3 separate regions of the Homo sapiens genome follow, and regions 1 and 2 are each linked to region 3. A link is a loop called in an ENCODE intact Hi-C map of the cell type or tissue named here. Cell type or tissue: mammary epithelial cell. All regions are shown on one strand.

Region 1 (8,000 bases), 270 kb after region 3:
ATCAGGAAATGAACACAAATATAGGCAGACAACCTCCCCAGAGTAGGTGGGAGGAACCCTGTGACCCCCTAGGCTCATTGGCTGGCTCTAACGAGCAATTGCTACACCCTCCTACTCTCTTGCCTTGGGAAACAGTTAGAGTTACCTGTCAGCTCCAGGGGAGACTAGACCCACACCTACTCATGAGCTGGGGTGTAGCTCTTCTGGATGCAGAGGGAGAGGACAGAATGAGAGACACCTGCCCATGCTACCCACCAGCCTTCCTCAGACATGGTTGCCAGCTCCTTGTCACAGCCCCACTTTGTTCTGCTGTGACCACAGTGTGTGCTCACATAGGAGAGTAGAAGGAAAAAGACCAAGAGAGGATAAGGCAAACAAGATTTCATGAGCATCTATTATGTGCCAAGCTCAAAGCTGGGCACACACAAGCATCATCATTTTTTTTCCTTATGCAGTGACACATCCATGATTTTTTAGACTCTGCGTGTGCATCATTAAGACACAGCATAACATAAACGTGAAAGGCAGCTGCAGAGACAGCCCTTCCTAGATCCCTGCTCTGCTGCTAACTATCTGCGTGGTCGCAGTTTACACATCTATCACATAGGAACTAAACAATAATAATTATTTCATACGGTAATTACAACGATTGAATGAGGTCATTTATATAAAGTACTTGGAATAATGCCTGACACATTGAGAATAAAATAGTAGTGTTAATTGTGATTTTTTTTTTATCATTACCCTCTTTTACAGCTGAGGAAATCAGACAGGGCTAGTGACCTATGTAAGGTCACACAGCTAGAAAACCGCAACACAATTAGCCAGGCATGGTGGTGCACGCCTGTGGTCCCAGCTGCACCAGAGGCTGGGGTGGGAGGATCCCTCGAGCCCGAGAGGTGGAGGCTGCAGTGAGCCATGATCTTGCCACTGCACTCCAACCTAGGTGACAGAGCGAGATCCTATCCAAAAACCAGCCAAACAAAAGAGAAATGGCAACACTGGTATTCATATCCGGGTCCATCTGATACCACTACTCCCCATTCAAAGATTTTAGTCCTTAAGGGTCAAGTTAAGAAGAGAAGCTCTGGAGTCCTTGAGCCCCAGAGCAAGGCCCCTGCAAAGGCAGCTGCCAGAGACTATGGCAGTCCCCAAAGAAGGGAGAGAGTCATCTTGATAAAGTCATGGGGGTAAGGCACTCTAGAAGGGCCTTGGGACTTCTCAGTAGTCCCAGGGCAATGGCTCTGGAAGAAAGCCATTTCCAGAGGTTGCCCATCCATGAAGACCAGCCAATGATTATGCCGAAAACACTCAGGGAGACAGCTCAGCAAGGCCAGTGGGTGGTGAAGGGCAAAGTCAGTGGGTGGTGAAAGGACCCCTGACCACAGATAAACATAAAACCCCACTGCCCAACACCAGAGCAGATGCATGACTAGCACCCACCTGTAAATGGTGGTAGCTGAGCATTGTATCACTCAAGACCAAAGTGGCAGAAGCCACTTCTGGTGAAGCATCCTTCCGTGGCAAGCCCACATCTAGACACAAAGTGGGCCAGGTGTCTGGAACCTAAGGGGAGCTTCCCAGCTCCCTGAGTATCCATTTTTCCAGCTGTGAAATGCAGATGATCAGACCCAGCTTCCAGGGCAGTTCTGAAGACTAAGGTTGGGTATACACAAGACAGAGTAGAAGGTAAGGTACAGAGTGTGATTAGCTTTCCTCCATGCATATCAGGGTGCTGGTAAGGTGTACTTGTGACCCTCTGCTCACCACTGTGCTCCTAATGCTCCTGCCCAAACCTGCTTCCCATTCCTTCAGAGAACTGGCTTCAAGATGGGCTTCTTCTGAGCTTCTCTCAATGTGACCCCCACACCTAATGGAGAATAAAACTGCAACTTGAATATCCCTGGACAGGTGTAGCTGATAGTTTTGTCTCCATGTTCTGGGGACCAATAAACATAAAAACCCTGACTTCCTCCAAAGATACTGAGTTTTCCATCATCAGTAGGTTAAAGGCAGAGGCCAGCACCACTTAGAGAAGAGACTGCAAAAGGGATTCATTCATTGAATAGAAGCCTTCAAAATCCACAAGGGTCGTCCTGAGCCTCTGATGCCCTGTGGTTGGACTTCATAACTACTTGGAAGGCAGAGCTCAAAGCCTTCTTGATAGAGGGCTTTCTGCCTATTGAAGGTATTTATGGGCACACAAGTTCAAAGCCAGTACAATATTGGCATGCAAGAATGAGAGAAGAATGAGGAGACAGGGTAGGAGTAGGGTGCCCCCATGGCCCAGCAGACCTTTCTGCGAAAAGGGCTTGCTCACTTCTTGAAATTCCTGAAACTCCACCTCTACAGCCCCAGAAGGCTGAGCTGTGATAAAATCTACCCTCTCCCAAGGCCTGAGGCACACCAGGTATCCAGGAGGGAGATGAACTCACACTCACTTCCAGAAACATCTTAAGATTCCACGATGGTTGCTCTGAAAATCTGTTGGAGGCTCAGAAAGGCACCAAGGCCGCTCTTTGGAAGACAAGCAGACAGCAGCGAAGGGAACCAAATCCTCAATGACTCTGGGGACTGGAGCCTTTGAAAAGAGATGGTTTAATGAAAAGGTGCTGTCAAGAGCTAGCCGCCTAGAAGGCAGCTAGTCCTCGGCTGGCTGCTTTTTCCCTGTTGCCTCCCTTCTCGCTTAGTCAGGAGCTCCTGCTCAGCCCTGCAGACCCCCAGACCTCAGTGCCTGAGAATTAATCCTTGCTGGTTTGGACAAGAAGGAGCCATAGCCCTCAAATGCACAGGCCTCCTTGATGCCTGGAGACTGTCCTGTTACCCAGCCTGTGGCCCTGGGTTCTAGACCTGTTGTCCCTGCCGACGCTCCATCTGCCACTTCCCCAGCCAGGTGGTGACCATGGCAACCGTGGCTTGGAGAAGACAATGCAGCCACAGATGGTTTTCTACAGATGGGTCAAGTGCACAAAGTTATTCATTGTTTGGCCAAGGGGACTTCTAGCTTAGAATTAGAATGCACCTCTAGGGAGGACTTAACCTTGACAAGTAATTTCTTATTTAATTTTCAACACTCCTTTGATATGGGTACTATTATGATTCCCATTTTAGAGACAGGGAAACTGTGAAGGAATTTGTCCTTGGTCACACAGCTAGGAAGTGACAGAGCAAGGATTTGAACCCAGATTGGTATTATTACCAATTATTATTACCAATCTGGGTTCAAATCCTTGAATCCAGTTCAAATCCTTGAATCTGACAATAGATAGATTGGCTTTAGAGTCAAGCTCACACACTTTCCTCCTTGCCCGGAGCTCCCTAATGCTGACACACTGTCTTGGAGCACCCTCTAGATGCTCATCTGATGCCTGATTCCTTGGCCCCATCTTTAACCTCCAAGTACTTCCAGGCCTGGCCTTCCCCCCGGGCTCAGCCTCCTCCTCTACAACTGCTCTCCCTGCTTCTGTTCTGCCTCTGCTCTTCTTCCTGGGTTCTGGAGCTGCTGCCACCTGCAGGCCTCATGTGCAAAGATGCTTGAGCTCTAATACAGGATGTCAGAGCAGGAGGGCTGGGGACTGAATCCCTGCTATGTATGCTCCGCCGTGGTGGCCAAGTGAGGGCAGAGGCCCAGGAGTTTTAGTCTCCTGGAGAGATTTGCATCTGGGCTATTCTGCAATGACAATCTGGATCCCACAGGAAAAAATGGGGGTGCACTAAAGTCAAGTGCACATAAGCAGTAGGAGGCATTGAGATGAGCTCCAAGGGAGATCTTACATCTGAGATGAGTCAGTCTCCTGCTGTAGTCCTGCCTAAATGCTCTCAGAAGGAATATTTTGTGTGTGTTTCTATACTACCTTTCTTTTCTAGTTCAGGAAGGTCTTTACTCACTGGACCATAATGCAGCTGGAGGAATGTATGAAGCTATGAGATGTCCCCGTGATTGAGATTAGGATGGGCTCTTTCCCTCCAAGTCATAGATACAATCAACACTGATCAGTGAGGGATCAAGAGAGCCACAACCTCGTGGTGACAAACAGATTTAGAATCTGCGGCTGAAATTCAGACTGCGCTGCAGAGCTGGGCATTGTCTGCCAAGGGACCCAGTCCAGTAGGAGAGAAAGAATAAGTCTACATAGCTCTGGTTTTATTTCTAGATTTGCCACTGGGACACTGTGCCAGCCTCGGTGGCCACCTCCCTTGCCCTCCATAGGTAATTCACATAGAGGAAGAAAGTGGGTGGAAGAAAGAAAGAGTAGTGGTTAACTTTGCACCCTGTAAGAGGTAAGCACTACGGGAGTTGCTTTACATAAACTACCTCCCAATCCCCTAGGGGGCAAGTAGCAGATTCCCACTTTAAAAAGGAGGAACTGGGCTCAGAAACATAAACCCCAACATCACACAGCGACTTAGTAATATGTATGGAATGCAAAGCAATAACAATAGCAATAATAGTAATACCAATCTGGCAACAGTTGATATGTATGTAGAACAAGCTGTGTTCTGGACAATATATTGATTCCTTGAAACCTCACCCAAAATCCATCAGGTCAGTATTATTATCCCCATTTTACAGATGAGGAAAATGAATATCGAGATCTGTGAATCCCACCCAGTGCCAGCCGCCCTGACATCTTTCCTCTTCATGTCACAGAATTGTCATGAGGACCAATGGCATCGGGCAGCAGAAAACATTGCATATTCCCCAAAAGAAAGTGGCCCCTGGGCTTTCCTTTGCTTCCTTCCCAGAGTGAGCCATGCTCTGGAAGGGATATTTCCATAGCTGTCCTCTTACAGCATCAGTAAGCACCATGACTTTCAGGAGTACAGGATTGCACCTTTGACGGCTCCAGGCCCACAACCGATTGCATTCCTAGACCACAGGGAAGGGCAGCAGATCACTGCCTCATCTGCCCAGAGCTGTGGAGGCAGCAAAGGGTGTTTAACCTCTGCTGGTGAATTGAAAGCCCAGGAGCTGGTGCAGATTCATTTTGTTTTATTTCTTCTGTGCTCCCATAAAACGGAGTAGGGGGTTTCACAGGTGCAAGTACTGCTGGGGAAAATCCTGGGGGTGGGGGCAGGGTAAGGGTGGGGAGGAAGAACTGGCTTAGCTGCCAATCTGGAATGGGTAAGCAAGTGGGAGAACGAATAGGAGATGAAGGACTGAGGATAAGAAGGGTAGGAGAGGGAGACAGACAGACAGAAAGAAAGACAGAGATGGAGACATAGAAACAAAGAGACAGAGACCAAAGCAGAGAGATAGGGAGAGAGAGAACACCAGGGCCGAAACTCTCCTCACTGACGCTGCTACTAGAAGGTTGGGCTGGGCCTGCGTCTGCCCAGGGCATGTGATTCTTGGCCTCTACTGGTCCTAGAGTTCTACCACCTTCCAAAGAACAGAGCAGAAAGGCTGCTTCTAGTCCAGGAACTTGCAGGATGAGGCTCCATCACGGTGACTGTACTCTAGATCAGCCTCACCACACTACCTGCAGCATGCATGGCCTCCTGAGCATGCTCATGTGTGCCATGCAACCTCCTACAGGAATGAGGTTAGAGAATGGAAATTTAAGCTTAGAAGGAGAGGCAACATGTTTAGGGTCACCCAGGAAGTTAGTTTCCTGCAGAGATTGGAGCCCCAGCCAAGGAGTTCACCATCCTGCAGGACCAGGGACCTGCTGATTCTTGGAGGTGAGTCAAGGGACAGAGTGCCTAGAATGAGGGCGAGGGTGCAGAAGTCTCTCCTACCTCCCTATCCCACTCCAGCCAAAAATCCCAGCCAAATAAAACACAGGAGCCGAGGTGTTTGCATAATCTCCATCTCTCACTATGCACTCCCATGCCATGGTATGGTGCAGTCCACTTGGTCCTTGCCGCCTGCTCACTCACACAGTCAGGGACCCAAGAGCATACCTGCCCACCAATCCCTCCAGTGCCCCAAACCCTGCTCACTCTGCAGGTTGAGAGGGGACTGAGTACTTCACTGCATCACTTTTAACTCCACATGGTCCCAGCATCATCCACCCTCAAAAAAACTCCTCCATGGCCCTGCCCTTACAGAGCTCACCAAGTAGCAAGAGACAAACACACATCATAACTCACCCGGCACAAGGAGAGAGTACAGAACAGAGTGCTGGGGAGGACAGGAAGAAGCAGGGGACAGCGAAGCTGGCAAGGGCTGGGGGCTCAGTGTGTGCAAAGGCACAAAGGAGAGGGAACAGGTGGTCTGGGGTGGCTGGAATGCAGACTGCATACTAGGGTGGAATGGAAGGCCCCAGGGGCAGGAGTCCTAGAGGCAGGGTCAGAGAGATGGCCTGGGGCCAGCTTATGAAGCATCTGGTCCCCTTCTCTCCGTTCTCCACTGCCATGGGGTCGAGGCTCATTCCTAGAGGCAACAGCCAGATGCAGAGGGTGCACGGGCCGCAGAGCGAACGACACTTTCCCACAGCATGAACTCAGGGCTGTGTCCAGGACCCGGTGCTCAGCCAGCCCCTGTTGCACAACACACTGCCTTCTGCATCCCCCATCCTCCCTCAGCTCCTGCATCCTCACCCCCTGCTGAGGATCACTGATGCAGGGGGGACCGAGCCTTGGCTCCCTGCACAGCAGCCCACACCACCTGCCACCCTTCGTAGTCAAGAGATCATGTTGAAAGGGAATCTTTTTAGGGAGGTCTTTCTATAGGAGGCAAGCCTGCGGCTGCAGGAAAACCGTCAGCATTCCTATCTCCTATGTTAAAAGCTGCTAAGTCCACCAGCTGATTCCTCAGCGGTATTAAAATGTGCAATAAGAACTGGCCCAGTGGGTTTTCCTAGCATTGGTATAGAAAACCCCAGGGTTTCCTCTGTGTGTTCCTGCATGTGTCTCCTAGCAGGGTGGCAAGCACCAGCAGTGTGCAGAGTCGGGGTGGACGAGAGTGGCTGAGATTCTTGATGCCAGCTGTGAATCCCATAGAAGTCCCAATACTCAATAGCCAAGCCTGGGGAGACTGGTTTTTATTGTGGTGGCTTTGTTTGTCGGGGCCATGGTACCAGTGCTGGGGCCTTAGGCTGTCAGGCTATGCCCCAAGGGCTTCAGGCAAGATTTCACAGGAGTCTGAGTCAGAAATCCTGTCCTTCCAATGCTTCCCCCTGGCCAGGACACAGATGCCAGGATCGGGCCATCATCTTCTGCTCCTTCTTTGGGGTCCCTGAAACTGGTCAGGGAATCCTCCATTGTGTGAGCGTCTGTGTCTCCTGACCTAGGCCCTGACCCTACTCTTGGATTCCTTCGGGACTGGGATCTACAGGATCCAGGATCAGGCCAGAGGGCATGGGAGAAACCTGAGGCGGAAGTCAGACAGAACTGCACTGTGAGACACACCTCTTCCACTTACTCACTGTGTGGCCCTGGGTGGGTTTCACAACCTCTCTTGGCCTCAGCTCCCTCACCTGTAAAAGGGAGATTCCATTGTTCCCCTTCAGGGATGATGTGTGGGCTGAACAAGGTGATGTCCAGACAGTCCTAAGCACAGCAGTAACTGGCCCCCAGCGGAGCTCAGTAAACTTCGGCTGTAATTATAAGCTGTTATAAGGCACTTGGCAATGGAGTAGATACTCCATAAACAAGCATCATACAAGTGTAAATAATTATTAATTATTATGATGACTAATCATCATTATTATTGATGATAAATGTGAGAAATGCTACCCAAACACCAGCTCCCCCACTCAATCTGTTTGCAGACAGACATCACTCCTCAACCATGCAGAAAAAGTCTGGGACCCAGAAGAAGAGCTGGTTCCAAGCACCCCAACAGGGAGCACTGTCCTCCCTCCAGTCTCCATGCAGCACTGTGCAGGCTGGTGTCACCCAGGCAGGTGACATTCACCCAAATGCATCCCATCTGTCTGTTCAGTCTGCTTATGGCCTGCGTCTTTTCAGCTTGGCTCCTCTGTGTCTAAGTTGTTAAATATTTTGGATATCACCTCAACAAGAAATGTCTTTGTGATTTCTTGAGTCCTGGC
Region 2 (8,000 bases), 290 kb after region 3:
CATTTCAGTGACTTACACAAGTGTATTTGTCATTCAGACAAACCCACTGCCGTTCCAGTGTGGACTCCAGAGTGCTATCCCCACTGTGTTGACTCAAGATTTTGGGGTGTTTTGTTTCAGTGGCACCTCCATATGTCATATTGCCCATTTCTCTTCTGCTCAAGACAGTGAGGTTGAAACTCCAAGCCTCATTACAGAGCATTTGCTGGGCTATCTCTGAACCATTGCACAGCCTTGCCTCCTGTAGAGAAGAGGTACAACCCAAGTGTCCCACAATGGATAATTAGATAAAGATACCATGATATCTTTATCTATCTATCTATACACACACACACACATACACACACACACACACACACACACACACACAATGGAATTCCATTTAGCCATAAAAAAAAATGGAATCCTGTCATTTGAAGCAATGTGGATGAACCTGGAGGACATTAAGTTAAGTGAAATAAGTCAGGCCCAGAAAGATACATACCACACAATCTCATTCATATGCAGAATCTAAAAAGTTGATCTCGTAGAAGTAGAGAGTAGAATGGTGGTTACTAGAGACTGGAGAGGAGAGGGCGAGGAGGCATGGTGAGAGGTTGGTCAATAGGTACAAAGCTACAATCAGGTAGCAGGAATAAGTTCTGCTGTTCTATTACACAGGAGGGTGACTATGGTTACAATATTATATTGTATATTTTAGAGTAGCTAGAAGAGAGGATTGTGAATGTTCTCACCACTAAGAAATGATAATGTACGCGGTGATAGATGTACCAAATACCCTGACTTGATCATTACAGAATGTATACATGTATAAAAACATCACACTGTACCCCATGAATATGTACAATTATTGTGTCAATTTAAAAATTAAAAATAAATAAGTAAATAAAGGCATGGACAATTAACAAGAAGACACAGCCAACTCACTCCCACCTTGCCCAGCTGGAAAGTGTTGAAAGATCCTGAGATTCTGATGCCATGAGCTCAGCTGCACAGGAGGGCATGGGAGAGAGAGGCGGAAGCAAAGTGTCCGGCAACTTCCCTTTGGGCCTCATCTTCTCCACTGAAAAATGGGTAGATCTGCCTCTGGGAAGGGTCATACAACTCCAAGCAGCTGGAGTCTACCTCCCTGCAGATAGTTCCTACCCAGGGGCAGCTATGAGCCTGGCCTGTGAAGTGGAGAGAGGGAAGAAATTCTTCTTGAGGTTGGACATTCTCAGCCCATGGCCACCATGTGTCAGCTGAAGGGAAGCAAGCCAGGGAGTTCAAATAGAGAAACAGGAAGAAAGCAAACCAACCCATCTCCCTGGTTTCCCCCACGCCGCTGCAATGCACTAGAGGATGAACCAGCTCGTTCTCTTCACTTCTTTTTCTCTTGGTGGTAGCGGTAGGGCCAGAGGGTGAGTAAGCCAGAAGGTTCCCCAGTGTGGTCTCGGTTAAGGTTACTGGATACTTGCTTCAGTCCCATGGGTGATGAGTTCAGTGTCAACTCACACCTACCCCACCCCACCCCTGGAGGCCCTCTCCTGGGTTTTTCTTTCCTCTCCCAAGTTCAAGTCAAAACATGGTCAACCCCCCACACTTCCCTCACCCCTGGCCCGGCCCAACCAGCCCCTAACCAGAGCACAGGGCGCAGTCCATAACCACATCTTGCAACATGATTCACTGCGTCTGTGGAGGGACTGATGCAATTGTGGGTGAGGAGTCATTTCTACTGATGGGGAAACCACAGCAACCTGGCCAGGGGTGGGAGGGCAATCCATGGGGACCTACCCTGAGACAGGCCGCGATCAAGAACCCTCAGCGTCCCCAGAGCAACCCAGCCACACCATGACTGAGGCCAGAGAGCAGAGGCCCAGGACATGCTGTCCTCCTGCGGAGAGGCAGTAGGCTGGGGGCCGGGAGGAAGGCAGGGGTCTTGGCAAGAGAGGGACTGTTCAAAGACAGCAACTCTTCCAGGAACCCCCAGAGTGATCCATCTTTCTCTGTGAGCAACATGGACGTGTGAGGTTCTTGGAGGAGGCCAGGAAACCACAAGCAGGAAAATCGCTTTCTCTGGGTGCTGGGTCCGTGCCTGGACCAAAGATTGAAGCCACATTGCTGCTCACTGCACTACATGGGAAGCACACACACATGCCTGGAGAGCATGTACTCCCACCGCCAGAGCAGGTGCCCAGGAGACACACAGAACTGAATCTGAAATTGCAGGGGCCCAGCAGCCTACATGCTGTGGCCTGGATCAGCTGGGCACACCTGCCTTGGGTGCCTGATCTACTGTTCATTTCCAATGCCCAGCTCAGCCACCTGCCCAGTGGACCCTGCGCTTATCCCTCTGGCTATGTGAGCTCAAGCCAGCAATTTCCCCTCTCTGGACTGCCCTCTCTCTCTTCCGAACCCTAGTGCTCACTTCTGCAACTTAGCAAGGGATTATATGATGCCCCGTGACAACACTTGCTCTTTCCCTGTGTTTCTATCTTATTTCTCCATTTTCATCATAAGCTATTCTAGACAGGGCTGGGCTAGCCTCGAGAAGTTATCCCTGCCCCACCTCTACTCACTGATCTTGACGCATCTCTGCAGAGGAGGTATTTTTACCCTATTCCACTGAAGAAGAAACTTAGGCCCAGGAGGTAATAGAGCCAACAAGGACACTAGTAAGGGGCAGACTTGGAGCTAAGACTCAAATGCGCTTCAAAACCCCTGCCCAGCATTCTCTCCAAACCCCAGCCACCTAACCCAATTCCTTCATGGAGTCTCCTGGTGAAGGGCCAAAGAGATGAGGATCTCTCCAGAAGGTACCAAGCAAGATGTAAATATGAGAGAGAATAACGTCTGACCTCCCAGATCTGCAGGTCACAGACCTACAGCTCCAAGATCCACATTTTTTAAAATGTGCCACCCCCCATCCTCACCGTCCCTTTGGCTCACAGTCTGGAGGCTCCCTGGAGCACCATAAAAGACAGAACTTAGCCATCCGTGTGCAAGCCTGACCCCTGGTGACCAGAACCTTGAACTGCATGGCCAACCAGGCAGGCCCAAGAAATTAAGAGATCTGGCACTCACTCACTTGCCCAGCAAACTTCTGACCAGCACGGAGCTTATGGATTAGGCCACATCTACCTACCCTTCAGCCCAGGTGACTCTGGAACCACAGGCAATGGAGCCTTATTAACCTAACCCCTCACATGGCTAGCACATATGTCCATGATGAGCATAACTCATGCATCATGAATCCCACAGCCACCTGGGAGGCAGATGAAGTCCTAGCCCCCATCTAGAGAGAAACAAACTGAGGCCAGAGCAGTGAAAGCAATGCTCTGAGACGTCACAGAATCAGTGACAGATGCTACGCTCAAACCTACAATTTTCTGACTTAAAATACCATCCCTTCCAATTTTCCTAACATCCCCACCCTCTGGTCACTAAGGGGCAAGAAAGAGATGAGGGAACATGGTTCCCAGGACACCCCACTTAAAACAAGCGGATTTTTCCAAAAAAAATAAATTTACTTAAAATAGATATACTTATTTAAAATAAAATACATGGAAGATAGCTTTCCCCCTTCTCTCAATCAATAGCCCAGAAGCACAAGATCCTTGACCTGAGAGATTTCAGGTCCAGAGGGGATGGACTAGACTAGGGCTGCCAGGTTAGCAAACGACCATACAGGATGCTCAGCCACATGTGAATTGCAGGTGAGTAACACCTACACCACTTGGGATATACTTATACTTAAGTGTGGTTTACCTTGAAGTTCAAGTTTAACTAGGATCCTCTATTTTATCAGCCAACCCTAGACCAGATGCCACTGGGGAATGGGAGAGAGGGGCAGCCAGGCCAGAGGGGTGCAGGAAGAGCCTGAAGCCCTGCCGCGCGGGGAGAGAGGTGGGAGATGAAGCAAGAGACCTACATGGGAAGGTGGGAGTCACGGAGGCCTTGAGTGGGATGAGTGTTTTCTTGAGGATTATTCTGACAAACATGTGAGGAATAAGCTGAGGGGGGAAGTGGGGACGTGGGGGGTTCAGCTGGTTAGGGAGGGATGCCAGGGTGCCTATGGGATGGCGGTTTGTGCATGGTTGCCTGGCGGAGGTTGGGGGAAGGAGTGGATTCTGGATCCATCCCGAAGGTGGAGCTGGCAGAAACGCCGCCTTCCCCTGCAGCTCCCTTTGAATCTCTGGCCTTGGTCCTTCCCAGTTCTGCCCCTCAAACACCCGCTGGGTTCCCAGCCCCAGTTCTGACTTCCCCTCTCTTTCTTCTCCCCTGTGTCCTCCTCACCCCATTGCACTCTGAGTTAACAAAGGCAAGGAGAAAGAGTCACTTTGTTCTTTCTTTCCCCAGCTCAAGGCCTCCATGCCCCTCAGAGGATCCAGCGATATGGCCCAGGTCCCACTTTCCTGGGAGAAGCTGTCTCCACTTCTCCCCAGAACCCGGTGCCAGAGTAGGAAAGGGGTCCTGCCTGCCATCCCCAGAAGCAGGAGGCTGAGGCCCTCGAGGGGCTATGGCTCACCCCTTCCTGCCTGGGGAGGACTAAGATACCAGCGCACCCAGAAGCTCAGCACTTACCAGCCCCACTGCTGGGAAGTGCTCCCTGCTATCCAACCCCTGTTTCTGCTGCACTTTATACCCATCTCCTCGGGGCCGAATCTCAGAAGGAGATGGAGAATGCGCGTCCTCCTGCTCTAGACCAGTGGTTTCAGATTTGTTCCCCAGTTAGGCCACTGTAGGGGTGGGGAGCTGAGGGACAGGTCCCACTCCAACCATCCAAGTTCCACTTATCCATACCTAATAAACTGGGGCCCCTTGCAAAATTATCTTTTTTAAAGGGATCCACTCGTGAAAATATCCACCCATGTACATGTGAAAACCACAGATAGATGTGTAAGGGATGCTCTGCTCTCTACATAAAGACTCCTCAATTTCAGCTTTCCCAGCTCCATGTCATCTGACCCCTCCTCCCTGAGCCTCTATGCCTCCTCCTGTCACCGTCCCTGAGGCTTGGGCTCACTGACCCTCTCTCTGAAGATCTCTCTATCAGAATCCCTAACACCACATTGGGCGTGGATTATTGCCCCATTTTACAGATGAGATCACTGAGGCCCAGAGGTTGCAGAACCTGAACTGGATCCTGGGGGTCTGGCTTTGGATGCTGGCCCCACATGGGCTTCTGCTGCATCCCCAGCCCAAGCTGCCCATCAGGATACGGACCCAGGGTTCAGGAGTCCCAAGGCTGAGGGTGGCCTGACCCCTTCTGGAGGAGTCAGCCTCAGAGCTGGGAGTTCCCTGGGGGCCATGCTGTCATCAGTGGGGGCCAGACTCTCCAGCAGGGAGAAGAACAAGGTTTCTGCGGTCTCAGCCCTGGAGACCAATCCCTGGTGTGCCCTCCTTCCTACAGCACCCAGGGACCCGCCGCTGCCCCTCACCTATGAGCTGATGGGAGAGAAACGTCCGCCATGCTGGGAGACAGCTTCCAGCTGAGCAGGATGCTCCATCAGCTCTGTCGCTCACCCACACACATGCCGAGAGAAGCACAGCCCAGCTAACAGCAATCTAGTGAGGTCCTATGTCGCTGTCCTGTGCCAACCATCAGGGAGCCCAGAGCCATCCAGTTCAGTGCTTCTTGCCCTTCACTGGGCATCAGAATCAAAACCACAGAGGCTCAGAAGCACCCACAGAGGTTCCTTGACCTAAGGTGAGGCTTGGGCCTCAGAATTGTTTAAAAGTCGCCCCCGTGATTCTCCGGGCAACCAGGGTTGAGAACAACCATCTGGTCCAAAGCGTCCGTGTCACAGAGGAGGAAAGTGAGGCCCAGAGGGAAGACCTGGTGACACATCAAGATAGGGCCCAGGACCACTGGTCTGGATTCAGCAATCTTTGCACCCACAAACCAATGTTCCCACGTATTCATTCAGCCCTGGGTTGTGAAAGGTGCGGAGGGGAGGGGAGAATGGCCACTGTGGAACCAGCGTCTGAAGGAAATTCTGGCCTTCCCTCCTGTCCTCAACCCAAGTCCTCCCTCTCAGATACTGCTCCATGAGTCACACAGTGAGAAGGTGATTCTGTGTAGGCAACCACAGCTGTTTCTCTGCCTCAGTTCACAGTTCTAAGCACCTACTTCATGCAGAAACTCTTGCTAAATGCTTTGCTAGCATTATCTCGTCTAGAAGATCTGCTGTTTCCAGCCAGAACTGCTCCACTTTCACCAAGAGAAAAACACGAGCTGGCTTCACCCGACTTAGTAGTCTTGCCCTGCTTAACACAATCCAAAAGGTCTCTCTTGGACGTTGTGACAGCCAAGAGGAGCCGCAGTTCCTGCTCAAGGCAGGCAGCATCCGGTCTGACTCTGAGCCCCACCATCTGCCTGGGCAGAGCTCAGGAAGGCACAGAGCCAGCCATCAGGACCCCTGAGTTCCAGTCCCAGCTGTGTCACTGGGCAGCTATAGGGTCTTGGGTAGGTCATTTCCTTCCCTGGGCCTAAGTTTCACCATTCCATAAATGGGAACATTGAACTCAATCAGGGATATTGAAATGTGTTTTGTGGGACAACACTTTCTTCGCATAAAACCGCAAGCGGAACACACAGACCCCCATGGGAGTGGTAGAGGAGCAGCCAGGGTTCCAGAGTTGGGCACTTGGCCCCTCCCAGCCACTTGCTCTCTGAAGACACTCCCTAGAACTCTCCAAAGCCTCCTGGTTTGGTCTATAAAGTCTCCTTTGATTCCGTCATGTCCTCCTGGTGTATGACCGGAGACAGGGGTTCGGAGGAGGGCAGTAGGGAACATAGGGGTTCTGGTAAGGTAAGGGACAACTTAGGGAAAAAAAAAAAGAATATCTGCCGTAGGGTAGGGTCCAGAGTTCCTTTTTTCCGATACAATCAGGAGAAGAAATTCCATACTCATTTGGTGTGACTCTAATGGCTGCAGAGGCAAGACGGGAAGGAGGTGACAAGGCCCCCAGTGCACCCAGGTAAGGGGAGGGGGCCCCTGGGAGGAGGTGGGGCCTGCCAGCATCCTCGGTTCACACCTGGAAGAGGTCACCGATCTGTAATACGTAGGCCGGGGCTCCCATCGTGGATCCCCAGGAATACTCTGGTCTGTTTCCTATTCTGTGAGAGGGGCATACCGGGGCTGCTGGAAGGCTATGGGAAACATGCAGAGGCTCAGAGCAGGGCCTAGCCTGTCTCCAGCAGTTATGACTTCTCAGCTGTGGTTTTCTGTGTTGTTATTTTGCTCGCTTGTGGTTTGTAGGCTCCTTTGATTGGGTGGGGGCAGGGCAGAGTCATCTAATTCTTAGAGCTGGTGGAAACCTCATTTTAGAGATAAAGAAAGAAAGTGAGGCTCAGAGAAAGAAAGGTCCTTGCCCAAGTTCACAAGCTGGGGCTCAAGAACCCCAAGTCAGAACCAAGCTGGGCTCGGGCCCCAAACTCCAGACTCCACGAGACCCTCCCCACAGGCCAAGCACAGGCCTCCCCATGGCCACCGGCTTCCTCCCTGCTGCTCAGCCCACTGCCTGCCTGCGTGGACGCGTCCTCCCATACACCCTCCACCCACCCGGCCAGTGGTGAAATCACTAACCCCTAGGGCAGCCTTGGGTTCCCGGGTCCTGATTCAGCCTCCCACTGAGAGCACAACCCCCTGGCCTCACTGTGCCAGGGCCTGTAATTGCTCTAACTGCCCCCTGGGGAAGTGGGGCAGCCTGGTCTTTGTCCACATGAGTCAGGTTTCCAGAGCAGAAACCTCAGGCAGAGCCACATCGCACAGCCCAAGCCCTGCCACCACTCCCCACAAACCACTTCCTGCCCCTTTCCTGGCACCACCGGCCTGAGGCTCGTGGCAGCTGCACGGCCCTAGTCTCTGCTGCTCCACTGGCCCCAGCCCACCCCTAGCCCACTACCACCCCACCCACCCACAGGCGGGGCAGGGCAGGACTCTGTCTGTCCAGGTGGGCGGGCCACAGGCTGGGTCACCCAGGCAGTGGAAACCCCCAGCAGGAAAAGCAGGCCT
Region 3 (8,000 bases):
TTGGTCTTATTGGCAACTTCCACAACTAATATTTACTGAGCACATACTGTATGCTCCGTGTTTTACTCGAATTATCATTCTCCCGCCCAAGGAGGTAAGTACTGTTATAATCCGCATCATGCAGGTAGGGAGACCAGGGACAGAGAAGTGAAGTGGCCCATGTCCACCGACATGGTGCTGGGAGCGGGAACGCTCTGGTTGTCTGAGTAAAGGTCCTTCTCATCTCCCACACATACTCCCTCCCCAGCATGAATAGGGCTTCTATTTGGAACTATTTACAAAGTCCGGTTGTTTTTGAACTTTGGAACAAATTTCCTATCAGATTCTACACATTGCAGACATAACACAGGAAGGGCTGTTCTAGAAAGCTGAAGATCCAATTCTAAGAGCCAGGGGGATGCGGTTCGTTTTGGGCTGCATTTGTGACTTCTGCCATCAAGCCAAGCCCAGGCAGGGAGGAAGGGGCATCCCAGGCTCTCATCTGCCCGTTTGACAGCACATCTCCATGGCTCTTAATTACTCTTCCAACTTTGAACTGTTTGGGACTTTGAAGATCAGCCCTTGTTCCTGTTAAATGTTTAGGTTGAGCTTCTGGGTTCAGCGATTTATTCATCAGCAAATGAGCCAGCACACGTTGCTAGTCATAGACACTTGTATTTACGCTTTGTCCTGACTTCAATTTCAGACCCTAGAAGTACTTATATGTAAAAAATTGTGTCAGTCCACGTAAGAAAACTACTGTGGGAGTGTTTACAAATGATTATCTTGTGCATAAGCTTCTAAGATTATCTTCTAAAACCATAAAGTGCTCGCATCAGCAGCACACAGACTAAAAAACTGGAACAATACAGAGAAGATTAGCATGGCCCCTGTGCAAGGATGACAAAACTCATGAAGTGTTCCATATAGATTTTTAAAATCCCATAAGTAGAAAAGTGGATGGGCCCCTTTAAGAGTATCGCCGTCGAGAGGGAACTGAATTTTAAAAACAAGCATGCAAGCAAACCTCAAGGTTAAAACGTATGAAGCTGGTCTATGCACATCTTATTGCTCTGGATGGGAAGAGCAGCAGAGCAAATGGGCTTCAGGGGGTTGGGGGCATGGAGCATTTGCCAAGCTGGTGCCAAGAATGGATGCAGGCACATGGGAAGGAAGGGTTGTGCTGGCCATGGGGGGCTTTGTAGACAACACCGAGGGCTTGAACTTAATTTTCAAGGCCACAGGGCACCTCTGCAAGATTTTAAGCTGAACAGTGACGTGTTCATGTGCTTTAGAAATATTTTTCTGGCTGTGATAATGGCCACAGCAAGAGGTGAAGAGGGCCTGGATTCCTGTTGATAAACAGTAAGGACTGGGTTTGAGCGAGAGGCCAGTCCAGCTAGGAGTTGGCTATAGAGGGGGAGCAGGGGGAGAAGGGGAGAAAGACGTCCCTGTGCAACTTGAGTGAGTGTGGGCACGGTGGAGTCTTTCCCAGAGATGGGACACCAGGATGCAGAGAACCAGCCGGACCGTGCACGTGGGAAGAAAGCGCAAAGGCAGTTTCACCAAGAGGGGAGCTACAGGTTGGGAAGAGGCTATGGCTGAGATGGATAGAAAGTGCATGCTGTCCCCTCTGTCATGAGGCAGGATGCCGAAAACTGCAGCTGGGCAGAGGCACAGATTGAGGAGGTGGCCGCAGCAGGCACCAATGGGAGAACTCTGGGTCAGAAGCCAAAAGTCTAGGCCTATTCCGTCCTGACTCACCACACACCTTCGGCAAGGCACATTCTTTCTCTGCCTCAGTTTCCTCATCTGCAAAACCCCGGAGTTGAATCACATTGAGGGTTCCTCAAAGGAGATGGGCTGGTGAGGGACATCCTTGAGCCCCTGGAAACGATGTGCAAAATTGTGTGCCTATGCCCCCTTTTGCAGAGGGGCTGGCAGGGCCACCTGAGGAGGGAAGTGACATCAGATGTCATAGGCCACACCTGCAGTTGGAGACATGCTGGTAAAAATTGCTCTCTACGTATGCCCAGGATGAGTCTCATCTCACCCAACCAGTTCCTGGAAGGCAGAGATCTAGGTCATAGGATGTGTCTCGACACCCCATGGGGGTCTTGCAATACCTGTGGAGCCAAATGTGCTGGCATGGAGGAGCCTCAGCACATCTGGGTCTTCTAGGAGAGACCCCGTCCCCTGGTCAGTCCAGGCACGTGCTCCCTACTGGAGCCCCTGGGGCCTGTCTCTCCCTTCTCCACCCTGCAAACTCCTGCTCCTTCTCCGTGCAGCCTTTTCTGTTCCCCTGGAGCAGCCCTGATTTCTCGCTGCATTGGGATTTCCCAGGCGAGGTGTCTATACCTCATGCGCAGCCTACTTTTCGCCTATCTGGGATGGAGGTTGTTTGCATGTTCCCTCCTCTTTCCTTCCTTCCTCTGCCACATAGGCCTGTTTTTGGCAGGGACCATGTCTTAGGCACCTCAGTGTCCCTAAGTGTCTCTCTCAGTGACTGACACATACTTGGTACTCCATAAAAGTTTCTGTAGTTGTCTTAACTTATGGAATGACTGCCAGCAAAGTATTTCTTGTTTCCAACCCAGGCTCCTCACTTGCCCTGCTTCCCTGAGAGCTGCTGGGAGGACCAGCAGCAGTGGCCAGCACTTGCAGTGCCTGGCAGCATTTGCAAGGTCCCTCATGGGTCCTTTCCCACAGGGTCCCAGGATGATGAGCGTGAAATGAGACCAATAAAAGATTGCACAAATCTTGTTGGACTCACACATAGGATGGAAAGCAATATCCATGTCTGAAACATGTTGGAGCAGGCCTTCCACCAAGCCCTTTAGAAAAAGGGTTGTATGTGTTGTGTAGAGCAAACCTGGCTGACAGGCATTAGCATGCCCATTTTACAGATGGTGAAACGGGATCTGAGAATTTACGAGCCTTGCTCAAGCTTCCACAGCTATGCCAATGCCGCCAGCCCGCCATCCCTGGGGTTGGAGCCAGGGCATGTGGGGTGATGTTTTTCTTGGTCGTGAGCAGATGGGCTAGTGCCCTACCTGCACAGTCTCACCGTAGCTCACCCTCCCATACATCCTGTTAAAGGTCCAGCCAAGATCCACTTCCCTCCCTCGTTTTCTTGCCTGGGTTTTGCCTAGTTCCTTCTCTTCATGCACCACAGGACGCACTCTGAGCAGGCGGGGAGGCCCGTGAGCCTGGCAAACAAGCTATTTGCTCTGGGAGGTGGGCTGCTTCTGAGGACAGCACAGGGTTTCTGGGACAGTGCTGAGGAAGTCACCCACAGCCTGGCTCCCTGGCTGAGTGGACGGTTGAGGTGGCCAGAGGAACTTAGAAGTGGCCCTCCAGTCTCAGGGGGAAAGGCTGGAGGGCTGGAAAGAAAGCAAACTCTGTGATTGAGCTGTGGGAAGCCTGGCCTGAGCCCCAGGGCCTTGCTGATGGCAGGCTGACTGCTGGGGCACCCCCAGACAGGCCAACGGAGCCAAGCCGACAGCCGGGAGAGAGGCCTGCTCTCCCACACACGTGGGAATGAGGGCTGCTGAGTCACTGCCCAGCTGGACGCAGCTCCCACTGAAGGCTGGAAGGAAGGCAGGAGAGTATTCCCAGCCAGGCTGGTGGCCTCAGGACACCCTGAAGTTAGCTGAGCCCTCTAAATGGGCCATGGTAGCCCGGGCTGCCCCTCGCCCTGCTGAACTGATGCATATTTGCCTCTTGCCGGCTTCTGGGGAGCTCCAACCAGGCAAACAGCCCTTCAGACAGGACATTGGATTAGAGGTCAGATCCCTGAACTTTGGAAAAAAACAATCCCAGGGCAAGTCACTTCATCTCCCATGTCCTCACCTTTCCTCTCAGTTACATGGTGAGGCCAACAGGGAATACGGGAAAGGTCTTCACAGGTTGCCCTGCATATAATAGGATTCAGGCAGGCTAATGGCTCTGCTCCAAGCCTTCCCCTGAGGAAGGGACAGCAGCCCGGCCCCCTCCTCCCCTGGCCTGCCACTGTTCCCCCCTTAGCCAGTGTCATCCCTGCCGTGTGCCCTTCAGAGCAACCAGGCCCCTCCCAGGGAGAGTTCCTGGGGAGGAGCTGGGGTCACCTCCCGACCCGGGCCTGGCCTGGAATCCACCTTTCACCTCGGGCAGTGGGCAGAGGAGGGCACTGGCCCTGCAGGCGGAGGCTTCTCTCCCCTCCAGCACCAGCAGCACCCGCTGGGAGGCCCAGGTGTTGTGCAACTTGAGAAGCAGCTAAGCCAGTGGACCACTCTGCCAGGACAAGAATCAACAGGAAACCTCCCCGCGCATCTCGTTCACATTCCAGGGGCACCGAGTCCAGCCCAGAGACACCGTAACAAGACACCACTCTGGCTGGCGTTGCCTGTGACACAAACCAATCTTTTATCTGCCATCTAAGCCTCCCAATTTGCATGCCAGTGACGTACCTTCCACCGCAGGGTGCTTTCCAAACCTTCTAGTGAGGCTGTGCCTCCTGAGCTCTGAGCAAACAGGGAGTAAGCGATCCTTTAGACACAGGAAGGCTTTGCTAATGATCGTCAGGCATGAGCCCTTCAAGGAAGGGACCCGTCTGTAGGCCCCAGCAGAGGACCTGACACCAGTGGGTGCCTAGGGAGCACTTAGTGGCAGTTCACTGAGCAAGCCACATCTCTGGGGATTAAAGAAAAGAAGGTGAAGCAGAATCTGGTTAAATGGGCCCATGTGTGCTTGGAGGAATCCCCCCCACCTCTCTCTCTCTATCACATATGCACGGGCCCTCCCCCTCCACACACGCATCACTGAGTTATTTCTCATGATTGGAGCATGATGCTGTGGCAATACGGAATTCAAGCCTTTTATCTCTCAGGCCCAGGATGGGAAAAGGACTCACTCAAAGTCACCCAGCAGATTAGTGACAGCACTTTTGATGTTTATTATTTTGTATTTTCCCATGTCCTGCCATTTCATCGCACAATTGTCCTCCTTCTCCATCCCACTCCCAGCCAAGTCCCTGCATCTGCTGCACTCGCCACTAGTTCCCAGTACTGTGTTTGAAATGCTTAGGGAAAGGGGATTGCTGGCAGAGGGAAGAGCACGTGCAAGCTCCCTGAGGCAGCAGGGAGCAAATGAGGTGAGCACCCCACTCCCGCCAGTGAGCAGGACTCAGAGAAGTGGGGGTCAGTGGGGGTAGGTGGGAGTCGGAATAAGATCCGACTTCATAAAGTTTGTTTCTGGATGTGGAGCTAGCAGCCCATGGGGCCAACTTGCTGCCTTCAGGCAGGTGAGTCTCCCTGCTTGTGACTAAGGAAGCTTCTGTAGTCCTGAGGCACGGAGGATCTGGGCATGAGCCTGCTGGGATGTGGGAAAGGGGCGTGTGAGAGAACCCACATCTCCTGCTTCCTAGGTCAGAGCACCAAGGAAGGCTTCCTGGAAGGGGCAGACTTTGTGTGGGGCCCAGAGGAGAGCTGTGTGAGCACCCTGGACAAGCTCTACGGATCTGGGTCAGGAGTGATGCAGGAGGTCACACCACAGGCGTCTTCCTGGACTGAGCACAGCTGCCCCCAGGTGTGCCTCAGGCACTGGGCCCAGCCTGACGTGTCTCAACAGGGTGGGGTTGGCCAGAGGCTGGCATGGGTGTGTGTTAGGGGAAACCAGCGGAGGAAAGGTGAGCCAGGGCTCCCTGACGTGACCTGAGAGATAACCCTGAGGTCAACCTGTAAGGGCCCCGGGGAGGAAAGGTGAAGGGAGCCTGGCGCCCTTGCTGGTTGTGAAATGATGACATCTGCTGTGGGTCTGGAACAAACACATAGTTTGCCACAGACCCTGATCCTTGGGGACCCTGCGGTCAGTGCAATTGGAGTTCAATACACACACGCACACACACACACACACATGCACGCATTGCGTACCTACTGTGGCCAGGCATTGTTAGAAGTGGTGGAGCCTCTAGGAACTCAAGAGTACAGAGAAGACCCATGCACTGCTCAGAGAACACAGGCAATAGAGTTTTGCTCGAGGAGTATTATTTTTAAAGTGCTACTGAAGCTCTCAGGAGGGAGAAAGGAATTCTGGTTGGAAAAGGCCAGGAGCAGCTCTGGTTAGATGCAAATGAGACATGAGTTGGGGCTGAACCATCAGGGTGGGGAGGAGGTGGGGTGGGGCAGGCATTTCTGGCAGTGGGAACAGGTTAGGCTCAGAGCATGGCGGAACAGGGAGGGGTCTTGTGTGCATGGAGCTGGAAACTGCGGTGAGGAGTGTGGGAGGTGAGGCTGTGCAGCTGAGAGGGAGGGTACCAGAGCTTTCTATTTTCCCGACATCCTCTGTTTTAGGCCAAGCCATCACACTTTTGGGATCCATAGCCTCAAGACTTCCACATCTGGGGAGGATATTCAGGGGTGGGCTGGATCCAGACTGTCATTCTCAAACCCAGGCGTGCATCCAAAACCCCAAGGGGTCCATTGAAACAGAGTCTCCCCCATATTCCCCCAGGGATTATGATTCAGTTGGTTGGGTGTAGGGCCTGTGAGTTTGCATTTCAAACTAGTTCCCAGGTGATGCCGATGCAGCTGATTGGTCTGTGGACCACACTTTTAGTAGCACCGGTCTAGTTTGCTCCCATGGGATCCCCTGGGCAGTTCCTGTTGGGAGGTCTCACCCCACTTAGCCCAGTTGTTTCTGGGACTGTCTTTGGGGCTCAGAGGCCTTGTGTGGGAGAAATGAAAGGGTACCCTGATTGTCCCCTTCTCCATGGCCCAGACCAGGCTGTGATACCCGGTAAAGCCCCAGGTCACTTCGTGGATCAGGAGCAGTGACAACCATGTGAGAATGAAGTTTTCTGGCACTCTGGGAATGGGGCAGAGGAGAGGAGCTCTGGTCCCCAGTCTCCCATCCAGAACACTGGCAGGGAGTGCTTCAAAACCGGGAGGAAGGAGCCAGGAGGCCCAGTCAATTCATATAGAGATGAGAGTGGGAAGAGGTGTGTATGTACATGCACACGTGCAGCCCAATACCCCTTGCAAAAAAGAACTCAGGGTTAGTTACAACCCTGGGCAAGTCTCTTCCTTTTTCTCAGGGTCATTTTCCTCCTCTGGAAAAAATAAGGGAGTTGGATTAGATGGTTCCTTCTGAGAAAGAGAGACCTGAGAGACTGTCCTGGTAACAACGTCATCATCTGATTAGCACTCAATTTAAAACAGCTAACAGACTCTCAAATTTTGCAAGCCTTGGCAATTACCGGGCAGAGCTGAAGCAGAAGCTTCGTCTGTGGGGACCAGCCCATCTATGAGGGTGTCATCAGCCACTCAGGGGACCTTCAGCATGAATAACATTGCCCCGAGGAAGTTTGTAATGCAAAACAACAGCAGCTCTTTCCCCAGCAGCTCCCCGATGGTCCTCAGAGGTGGTTTTCTGGAGTCCCTACCGGGCTAAGGGAGAGCTGTCTCAGGGGTTCTGCTGAAGCTGGCAGAGGCCGGCCCCTCTCCCCTCCCCACTTTCCCCCAGGGCTCTGCCCGCTGACACTAGTGCAATTACGGCAGCCTTCTGAGAGGCTGACAAAGAAAACGAAGGCTCTGAAACCAAGAGAAGGACCCCCAGAGAGCCCCCGGGCTGTGGAGGCGTCAGGAAGGGCAGACACAGGCGTGGCAGTCGGCCCTGGATTGAATCCAAGTTCTACTTTCATGAGCTGTGTGACCCTGGACAGCATACTTGACCTCTCTGAGTCTCAATTTTGTTATCTACAAAGACATCCTCTTGGTTGGTTTTGAGAATTGGCTAAAATGACAGAAATGCAATTATTTTGGAGAAACGAAAAAATTAAATCTACTGAAGCCTTCAACGGTGCCATGTTGTAGATGAAAGCTGTGGTTAAGGGCGTGGCATGTGGCATCTCAGACCTGAGTTTGGGTCGCAGCTACTTGCTGTGTGACCCTTGGAACCTCACTTAACCTCTCTGAGCCTTCATGTCTTCCTCTGTATAATGGAAATATTTATGGCATTTTCCACAAAAGGCTAACAGAATGAAA

The links. Hi-C counts contacts between places; a loop is a spot of excess contacts. Peaks named below come from ENCODE experiments on the same cell type or tissue, not always from the same donor. Only the 100,000 strongest peaks of a DNase experiment are listed, where the experiment ranks them.
Region 1: it touches region 3 in a loop (2.0-fold over the local background); 6 of 110 quality-filtered maps call a loop at or near these places.
Region 2: it touches region 3 in a loop (3-fold over the local background); 6 of 110 quality-filtered maps call a loop at or near these places.

Annotation. Positions count from the first base shown.
Region 1 is chr15:70,463,603-70,471,602 of GRCh38, forward strand. No RefSeq gene overlaps it. Among named protein-coding and RNA genes, the nearest start is that of LINC02205, 38 kb to the right of the region's middle. In mammary epithelial cell, a CTCF peak has its summit at 3,511 (motif pointing left); no DNase peak of the experiment used is centred here; H3K27me3 peaks cover 883 bases.
Region 2 is chr15:70,485,222-70,493,221 of GRCh38, forward strand. No RefSeq gene overlaps it. Among named protein-coding and RNA genes, the nearest start is that of LINC02205, 17 kb to the right of the region's middle. RefSeq lists enhancers at 1,516-1,575, 7,120-7,169, 7,581-8,000. In mammary epithelial cell, a CTCF peak has its summit at 3,004 (motif pointing left); DNase peaks (open chromatin) are centred at 1,550, 2,990, 7,240 and 7,720; H3K27me3 peaks cover 684 bases.
Region 3 is chr15:70,192,431-70,200,430 of GRCh38, forward strand. It overlaps the pseudogene RNU6-745P. Among named protein-coding and RNA genes, the nearest start is that of TLE3, 99 kb to the left of the region's middle. RefSeq lists enhancers at 3,714-4,497, 4,294-4,573, 4,644-4,703. In mammary epithelial cell, a CTCF peak has its summit at 4,200; DNase peaks (open chromatin) are centred at 2,851, 3,511, 4,371 and 5,391; H3K27ac peaks cover 2,340 bases.